Linked DNA regions of Homo sapiens: region 1 is linked to region 2. A link is an interaction called in ENCODE POLR2A ChIA-PET data of the cell type or tissue named here. Cell type or tissue: CD4-positive, alpha-beta T cell. All regions are shown on one strand. Each heading gives the region's core, and the rest is flanking DNA. Links, peaks and the distances in the headings are about the cores only.

Region 1 (4,000 bases), core at 1-4,000, 300 kb after region 2:
ATCCTGCTTGGGGCCTGGAACACACTTCTTACCTACTGATCTCCTCGGCCCCCAGGTGGAAAAGCAGATCTGTGGATGTCAAGCCGAAGATCACTCCGTTTATGGAGAGGCTGCAGGGCTCGGACACAAACTGTACTTGCTAAAATGAGAACGGATTGAAACAAACATTTGTATGCCAAAGCTAGAAACATCTTCCCATGAAAGTGGGGGTTGTCTGAGGGCTGGGGAGACCACGGAAAGGGGGACCAAACCAACATACATCAAGCTTTTGGACACATTTGCCTGTTTAAAAAAAGGAGTTTAAGATTCAGGCTGTACGCACACCCTAAAGAGGCCTCTCCACCCTCCCCTTCAGGGCCAGAGCTAGTGGCAGAGGCATGCTGGATTCTGGCTGCCTGCTGGTCAAGGAGTGGGTGCTGCTACCTTTTTGTCCTCTCGAGACAGATCGGAGTAGCTGAAAGGCGGCTGGGGGTACACAGGCTCATGGTGCACATCTCTCAATGACGGGACAAAGACAAGGTGGGAGCCGGAGCTAGTATGGCAAAAGAACAAACAGAAGAGTGAGAAAAGTGAGTGCAGTTGAGTTAGAACAGCTGCGCAACAGGTGGGATGCCTCAGGCTGGAGGCAGAGCCCACCCCGAGGGAGGCAGCTCAGAACTGCACTCTGTTATGAACAGAGACGCTGTTTCCCATGGGACACTGGGAGTAAAGGACAGTTTGTTCTACTTCACACCCATCCATCTGGACAGGCTCCGATTGCCTGGGACACTTTCTTGTTGCTCTGTGTGGCTTTCTACTGAGAGGATGGAGACTATTTTTTGGCAGAAAAAGGGGCAAAGAAATGGAGATCTAGAAAGTCTAGAAAGACAAGGATGTGAATAAAGAATCACAGCCTCAGAGCCAGAGTTTAAACCACAGCTTGGACTCATTACACCTTCTAAGCAGGTGTAGCCTGCAGGCAGTAAACAGTGTCCCTGCCACACCTTGGTAGGGTGCATGGAGCTGGGGCATTTTTCCTAGGGAGAAGGCAGGCATACTAAAAAGACCCTGAGACTGCTTTTTTTTTTTTTTTTTTTGAGACAGAGCCTCACTCTGTCGCCCAGGCCGGAGTGCAGTGGCATGATGTGGGCTCACTGCAACCTCATCTCCTGGGTTCAAGTGATACTTGTGTCTCAGCCTCCCGAGTAGCTACAACTACAGGTGCACACCACCACACCCACCTAATTTTTGTATTTTTAGTACAGATAGGGTTTCACCATGTTGGCCAAGCTGGTCTCAAACTCCTGGCCTCAAGTGATCCACCGACCTTGGCCTCCCAAAGTGTTGGGATTACATGTGTGAGCCACCACACCTGGCCTGGCTTCGTATTTAGAAGATCCAGCTGAAACCCTCTGACTGACTGAACACTGGGCCATAATTACTGGACAACCGAGACACAGACATTTCCAGTGGGAGGCAGAAAAGCCCAAGCGGCCTCTCCCTGAGCCATCGCATCCCTCCCCTCTCACACATGGAAATAATGCCCTGAGTTTCTATTTCTCAGCAGGTTGTCATGCAAAAATGAAAGAAATATTTAACAGCAACAGTAAAAGCACAGATGACAGCAGATGTTTCCTTTGATGGAGCAGGAGAATCTCTAGGGTTACAACATACAAGTGAAGAAGAAAGTTGTAACTCTGGGGGCCAACTATTTATTTTTCCCAGCCACACAAAAGAGGAAGAAAGCCCCGTTTCCTTGGTTCCCTTAAGATGACCTTGGCAGAGGGGCCGTTTATAAATCAAATAGGCATAAGGTATTACTTTGCGGGCATGTTTAAAATCCACCAATAGCTCTCACTTCCATCTCTGTCTCTTGCTTAAAACATGTGGACTTCTCAGGCATACATACACTTTCACATGTGATAAAGGTGCTGGTGACAGCTGTCACCCTTATCACTGTTTGTGGTGTCCTCTCAGAGTGTGAACTGAGATGTCTATAACAGAAAATCAGAATCCTGAGACCAAAGGTGTTTGCATATTCATTATTGTCCCTTTGACACTGAGAAGCTCACTAGGGTGATCCAGTCCACCATTTGGGTGCCAGGGTCTGGTAAACAGGCCACAGGGTAACTTGAATGGGACAATCTGTGCTCCACATCTCAAGGGCTTGACATCTGTGATAAACACAAAGGACTGAGGTGCAGCTGGCTGCTCTCAAGGGACAAAATTGCCCTGTTTCAGTGTAGGCTTTGGAAGGGCAATAGTTAAGGAGGAAATAGCCTTCCTGCTCATGGTTAGAAAGCGCCTATAGAAGGAGGGATCAGAAAAACATCCCAACTATGCTCAGCATTGCACAACCTCGTACGTCACAGCGGGAGGGTCCTCCAGCTGCTCCCGCAAACAGGACGAGAACCGCGGGCTCTGCTCGCTTTCTCTGAGGTGCTTTCTCACTGGCTCTTTTTCTTTTTCTGAGATGGAGTCTTGCTGTGTCGCCCAGGCTGGAGTGCAGTGGTGCGATCTCGGCTCATTGCAACCTCTACCTCCTGGGTTCAAGCAATTCTGCCTCAGCCTCCCGAGTAGCTGAGACTACAAGCACCCACCACCACATCTGGCTAATTTTTGTATTTTTAGTAGAGATGGGGTTTCGCCGTGTTGGCCAGGTTGGTCTTGAATTCCTGACCTCAAGTGATCTGCCCGCCTCAGTCTCCTAAAGTGCTGGGATTATAGGCGTGAGCCCCGTGCTTAGCCTGGCTCTGACTTTTACTAATGATGACTCAGCTTAATGCTCTGCATTTCTGACCTCTCAGGAATACAAAGAAATTCTCTGCCCAAGAACTGTTTATATACTGTTTCTAGAAGGGTGGGGCAGCTCCCCCTGCCCTGTGGCACACACTGGCCATAGATGAAAGTGCCTGGTGGTGCTGGGCTCTCATCCCCAGTGTGACAATGCCTCATCTGTGCTTTATTTCTATCACTGCTGTCAATACCACACGGGGTAAGGAACCAAAAACAGAACCCGACCTCAAACTGAAAGCACCCAGCCAGTGTTAGGGCACTACAACACAGTCCCTGCCTATCCCCAAGGGCTGACAAAAGAACACAGCCCTGCTCCTGTGTTTTGGGGGTCTATCTCCTGAGGAGTTCCAACCACTCTCCAGGCCTGATGAACTTGACCAGGATCACAGCAAATCTGGGGAAGAGGGAAGGCACCTGCATCACCTTCATCTGAGGGAGGCAGGGGAGGAAAGGGCAGAACCAGACATGGTTGTCACTGGCACAACCCAAGTCTCTGATTCTGGGGTGAGTTGGGGGATGTTCTTTATTCCAGCTGTGACATCTACCATCCTGGCCCACACTGCTGGTACAAGAAGGTAATGTTACAACTTATTGATTCTGGGATCAGTTCTCATGGCTAAAAGGCGGAAGGTTAGACATCTTATTTTAAAAACCACCTTTGTGACAGACTCGTTTTTAAATGCTTAGCCTCAGGAATATTTGTATTTTATTAGCTCAGCTACAAGCATGCAGATCTTGTGAGGAGATCTACCACCTATACCAACTTCTTTCAAACCCTGGCACTGGGGAAAAGGGACAGGAATGGAGGATGTCAGATTTCTGAATAACTTTCCACTTCCGGCTTTAGCCTCTTCCTGGAACAGTGACTTTCCTCTCAAATGAGAACTGCACAGCTCTCTCATCACTGCTGTAACCTCTCACAGTTCCTTCCGTTTGGTCTATGGCAAGGATTCAAGGCCCCACCCTCACTGAGAGTTTCTATCACCACCAGCTGTAGCCACTGGCAGCTTCCCACGCACCCTGGGGAAGCACTGACTTGGGAGGAACTTGGGCTTACCCAATACAATCACTTACACAACAAGATGTTTGGGGTCTCACAGGATTTCACTGCGTAAGTCATCAAACACTTCTCAAAACCATCCTGGGAAGATTCCCGTGGAATATTAGTTTATACAAAAGGGAGTGAGAAAAGGAACTAAGTATAGAAGAGAAAGAGCAACCAAAG
Region 2 (5,592 bases), core at 800-4,799:
CAGGCCTGGCTAATGTTTTGTATTTTTAGTAGAGACGGGGTTTCACTGTGTTAGCCAGATGGTCTCAATCTCCTGACCTTGTGATCTGCCCGCCTCGGCCTCCCAAAGTGCTGGGATTACAGGCGTGAGCCACCGCGCCCGGCCGGTTTTCTTATTAGTAAAAATAGTTCTAATTTAAGAGTTTTACCCTTAATTTTTGTTTTAATTTTTATTTTTTGAGACAGAGTCTCACTCTTTTGCCCAGACTAGAGTGTAATGGTCTGATCTTGGCTCACTGCAACCTCTGCCTCCCAGGTTCAAGCGATTCTCCTGCCTCAGCCTTCCAAGTTGCTGGGATTACAGGCGCGTGCCACCATACTTGGCTAATTTTTGTATTTTTAGTAGAGATGGGGTTTCACCATGTTGGCTGGTCTTGAACTCCTGACCTCAGATGATCCGCCTGCCTCGGCCTCCCCAGGTGCTGGGATTACAGGCATGAGACACCGTGCCTGGCCAGTTTTACACTTTAAACAGCAATTTGTTTAGGACAAAAACAGTAAGATGGAAGAGGAATCGTTTGTCAAAAAGATCTCTGTAGGAATAAGAAAGTAGTGAAGAACTCTAACCAAAGTAGCTAAGAGTCCCTCTGCTCTCCTGGCCCGGGGCCAGCACTCACAGCAGCTGCAGCTGGTCCTGCCTCCGGATGAGAGCGTTCTTCTTGTTGACCAGGGTGAACCACTCCTGGATCAGCACCTCCTCCTGCAGCTTGTTGGCACCTGCATTGGACAGGGACAGTCACCAGGCCTGCCCCCTGCCCCGTGTCAGGGTAGGGCAGCTGGGGGTTGGGGGAGGGGGTTTGCTCCCTTGTGACATCCCAGAAGCCAGAACTGTGTGCCTCGAGGAAGCCACTTCAGGGCCTCAGCATGCCTGGCTGTAAAATGGGAACGCTGATGCCAGCCGTGCCTCCTCCCAGCTCCTCCCAAGGTCAGGAACAGCTGCAGGGCTGGACAGACCTAGTGGCATGTGTTGGGGAAGGGATCCCTAGATGTATGCCCCACCTGACTCCATGAGGCTCCTCAGCTGCATCTCCACCTCAGCCGCCCGCCCATCTATCTGCCTCTGCTCCTGTTCCAGGGCCTGCAGCTCTGCACACACGTACTGACTTGTGTCCTGGAACCGTTGCTGGGGGTGGAAAAGGCAGAGAACAGGGTGGACTCAGCCCAGGCCCTGAATAGGTGGTGCTCACCCATCAGCTCCTCCCACTTAGCCCTCCTTACCAGCCCAGCCTCCTCCCCTGGGCTTGGGGGTGGTTCCTCCGAGGGGGAACTCCCACCTGCAGACAGAGATGATGATAAGGCACCCCCTAACCACCACCCACCCCCAGGAAGTCCCCAGTCCAGGCTTTGTGAGCAGCCTGAACTGAGATGGTCACCACTCCTGCTACTCACCAGGGGGCTGTTGAGAGTCTGCAGCTGTGGGTGGGCCTGGGGCAGGGCTGGGGTCAGGGGCCTGGCCTTCCTGTGGAAGAAGGGGCCAGTGAGGGCTGGGAGGGGTTTCCCACCAGCCTGGGCCTGGGGCCAGCCAGAGCCACTCATACAGAGGGGAGGAGGGGTCCTTGACCCCAGCTCCTGCCCGCCCCTGCCCCTCCTCTAGTCCTGCATGCACAGAACCCCCGGGCCCACCTCCTTCCAAGAGAAATGCCTCCTCAAGCAAAGGCCACAGCCTTCATCCTTCCTGGCCCTGTGGCCCTGGGCCCATCCACACCCAGGCTCCGAGCCTCCCAATTCCCCTCCTGGGGCTGGGCTGAGCTCCGGCCTCACAGGATGAGAGCCTGTGAAGGGCCCAGCCCAGGCCTTTCCTCCCTACTCTCTTTTTTTGAGATGGAGATTCGCTCTGTCGCCCTGGCTGGAGTGCAGTGGCAGGATCATGGCTCACTGCAACCTCCACCTCCTGGTTCAGGTGATTCTCCTGCCTCAGCCTCCCAAGTAGCCACCCGCCATCACGCCCAGCTAATTTTTGTATTTTTAGTAGAGACGGGGTTTCACCATGTTGGCCAGGCTGGTCTCGAACTCCTGACCTCAGGTGATCTGCTCACTTTGGCCTCCCAAAGTGCTGGGATTACAGGTGTGAGCCACCACGCCCGGCCTCGACTCCTCTTCCATGGAATTCCCTCAGGCCACCTCTGACTTCTGTCACCTAGTGCTGGCTTCTCCGTCATGGCCAGGGCCCCATGCAGTGACCATTGCACTGCCCCACATGGCCCCATCCGTGTGACCCAGCCCAGCCCTGCCTCCTGCAGAGGCCCCACCAGGCTCCCTCCCCTTCTGTCCTCAGGGCTCCCCAGACCTGGACCCTCCTGAGCCAGCACCTCCACCTCCTGGCCAAAAGGGGGTGCCCTGCTGCCTTTTCAGTTCCCACACCCAGGAGCGGCTGCTGCATGCTCACACACACAGGACAAGCCAGGCTGGCTGGATCTTTGAATTTTAGCTTGGAAGGGCAGGGCTGACCCCATGTACCTGCCCGCCCCTAGTGACTTGTTGGGACTGTCAGCCCTGGGGGTCCCCAACTTTCGACTCAGCTGATAGCCTGGCCCCTCAACTGCTCCTGCCCTGGCCCCCCACATCTGGGTCATCTGACCTGTGTCGGGGTCATGGGGCAGGGACAGTGGTTGACCTGCCCGTGTCCACTCCCACCTGTACCTCTCTCAGAGGCAGCCCTGGACATCCCTGGCTCAGAGGCAATCCTCTCTGGCCTGGGGCAGTGGTGACTTCCCCACCAGCCACCACCATGGCCTGCCTGCTGACTCAAGCTGAAACTGAGAGGCCTCTCTGACACCTTCACCCCCGGTGTAACTGTTTCACATCTCTCCTCAGCCCCCCAGCCTCATGCCAAAGCCTCAGGCGGCCCCAGCCTCAATGTTCCTACCACCCTGAGCCACGCCTAGACACCGCCCCCTGGCCACAGTGGCCGACTTTCAGTTCCCAAAATAGCTTTCTCAGCCTGGAGTCAGCTTCCATCTTGGGCTGCCTGGTACCAACGTGACCTCCACGACCCAGCCCAGCCCTACTTCCTCCAGAGACCCCCCTGCCGGGGCCCCCACACTCTTCCCGCCTCCCTCCCTGACTTCCATGTCTCCAGAAGCCTCCTCTGATCCCCAGGCTGGGCAGATGCTGCTCCCATGGCCTCCCCCATCACAGCTCCAACCCCCACTCACCCCGTCACAGCTGCTGGTTTCCCATGTCTCCCCCTTATACAGAGCTGGGCCCAAAAAATACAGTCAAGGTACACTGACTAATAACAGCAGCTAATATCTACCAAGTGTTTCTGTGCCGGGCACTTAAAGCACTTTATGTGCACTGACTCACTGAATCCTCCCAACAGCCCTGTGAGGCAGGGACCACGACCCTCCCCACTTTACAGATGAGGAAACTGAGGGTCAGAGATGAGGCTCCTAAAGGGTCTGGTCTAGGGCCCAGGGTTGTCTAACCCAGCAGTTTGTTCCCAAGCTTGGCCACCAACTTGCTGTGTGCCTTGGGGCCAGTCACACCCTTGGGGCCTCTGTTTGTGTCCTTGTATGTAAAATGGGAGAAAGCCCAGCCCTGTGTGACCTGGGAGCTGCAGGGCTTCTAGAAAGGAATCTAGGGAAACACACATCTCCCCTTTTTTGACAGCAACTTGCAGGGGGCCTCAATGCCACCTTGCAAAATGCTTTCATACACACCCTAAGAGTCCATGGGCAGGCCAGGCACATAAAGAGTGCTGAGCTGACGGGACAGGCAGAAGCAGGAGAGTGGAGAAATCCAGCCTCAGCAGCGCAGAGCTTCCGCATGCCAGGCCTCGTGGGAATTCCAGTGCTTCCTCATGTCTAACTCAAATTCCTCTTTTTTTTTTTTTTTTGAGACGGAGTCTTGCTCTGTTGCCAGGCTGGAGTGCAGTGGCACAATCTCGGCTCACTGAGACCTCCGCCTCCGGGGTTCAAACAATTCCCCTGCCTCAGCCTCCTGAGTAGCTGGGACTACAGGCCTGTACCACCATGCCCGGCTAATTTTTTGTATTTTATTAGAGACGGGGTTTCACCATGTTGGCCAGGATGGTCTTGATCTCCTGACCTCGTGATCTGCCCACCTCTGCCTCCCAAAGTGCTGGGATTACAAGTATGAGCCACGGTGCCCGGCCTCAAATTCCTCTTTCAATACCCTCATGCCTGGCCCCTCCTCCAGGAAGACCAGGACTTTGGGAGCTCCCAAGGGCCGGGCCAGGCCAGACCACCTCCCACTGCACACAATGGGCATGGGGGAGGGGGGTGGCCAATGAGGAGTCCCCTCCAGCCCTATGGGTCAGATATCTCCTGTGAGACAAGAGCTGGGGGAAGGCCTGACTTGGAAACACCAGATGCTGGAACTTGGGCCCAGAGGGGGCACCTCCCCTTTAAGATTTAAAGAGCCACTGACACACATTAATGAGGCCAACAGATGGGCCAAAGCTGGCCTTGTCCTCTTGACTCCTGCGTATCACATCTTCCACAGGTGGGTGTCACCCATGCCCTCTGTCTCTCACTCACAGGCTCAATGCTTGTGCCTCTGACCCTACACCCAGGACTCCTGCTCTCAGCCTGGCCTCATTGCCACTTATGGACCTTCCGGGAGATGGCTGGCAGTTCCCTAAACGAGGCCTAAACTTTCCTGCTGCCACATTTTTGCTAATGCAGTTCCCACCATTTGAGAACCCCACTCATTTTTCACCTGGGAAAAACCTGGCCATCTTATCAACCTAGCTCAAATGGTGGCTTCTTCCAGAAAGACTTTCCCAATGAATTCACTCCTTTCCTTCAAATGCAGGGGTCATTCCTGGACAGCTGAAGGTTTGCAGCAGCCTGGCAGAGCTGCCCCTTGGTTGACAGGCAGGATGGGGCAGTGCTGGGACTCCAGCTGGAAAGCCCGTGTCCTGGACTCCAGCAGCTGTGGGTCACTGAGCAAATCCCTGCTCTTTCTGGGACCATGTCCCCTTCAGCACAGTGACACGACACTCTAGGAGATGACCTACAACCCATAGGGGATGACAGCAGGGACACGGGCCCTCACGATCTCACATCTCCAACCTTCCATTGTAAGAAAAGAGGAGACTGGTCTCCAGCATCTGGGGTTAAAGATGTACGCCAGAGTCCTGGGGCTGGGAGGCCCTGGAGAATCCCCCTTGAGTACAGATAGTCTGCACCCAGCTCATGGGGCAGGGTGGCTGCTGGTTAACGATGAGCCACCTGCAGGGAAAGAAATGCCCAAACCCACCTTCCAGCCTACCAAGCACTGGGCAGAGTGCCAGGAACGTGGATGCTCCGGGAACTTCTGCAGCCTGATTCCCCACACCAAGTGCCAAGCACTAAAAACCCTCAGCACTTATCCCAGGCTGGCCGCAAAGCTGGGGACCCTGCCTGGTGGGCCTTGGCTCAAATGCGTCCCCTAATGAGGAGCTCACTACCACACCAGAGGACTCTTCCACAGCACCAGGGTCCCTCTGATCAGATAGCCCCTCCTGGGTCCAGCCGAGCCCCGCCACTCTGAAACCGTCACCCTCGCGCCAGCTCTGTCCTTGGGGCCCCTTGGGGGCTCGCCCGTT

Evidence for each region. Peaks named below come from ENCODE experiments on the same cell type or tissue, not always from the same donor. Only the 100,000 strongest peaks of a DNase experiment are listed, where the experiment ranks them.
Region 1: POLR2A ChIA-PET joins it to region 2 with 9 read pairs; 2 of 35 experiments call an interaction of 5 or more read pairs at or near these places.

What each region holds. Positions count from the first base shown.
Region 1 is chr11:65,290,685-65,294,684 of GRCh38, reverse strand. It overlaps POLA2 (DNA polymerase alpha 2, accessory subunit), which reads right to left. Exons shown (of 18, transcript NM_002689.4): 14 at 424-532; 15 at 33-139. LOC105369344 (a long non-coding RNA gene) reads left to right here. Exons shown (of 3, transcript XR_007062727.1): 3 at 1-912. Among named protein-coding and RNA genes, the nearest start is that of CDC42EP2, 22 kb to the left of the region's middle. In CD4-positive, alpha-beta T cell, for the core only: no CTCF peak of the experiment used is centred there; DNase peaks (open chromatin) are centred at 2,334 and 3,774; H3K27ac peaks cover 208 bases.
Region 2 is chr11:65,585,656-65,591,247 of GRCh38, reverse strand. EHBP1L1 (EH domain binding protein 1 like 1) reads right to left here. Exons shown (of 19, transcript NM_001099409.3): 13 at 1,428-1,497; 14 at 1,257-1,312; 15 at 1,038-1,161; 16 at 656-755. Among named protein-coding and RNA genes, the nearest start is that of KCNK7, 7.3 kb to the left of the region's middle. RefSeq lists enhancers at 1,621-2,122, 2,255-2,774, 2,682-2,881, 2,775-3,295. In CD4-positive, alpha-beta T cell, for the core only: a CTCF peak has its summit at 2,345; DNase peaks (open chromatin) are centred at 1,297, 2,387, 2,897 and 3,797; H3K27ac peaks cover 1,503 bases.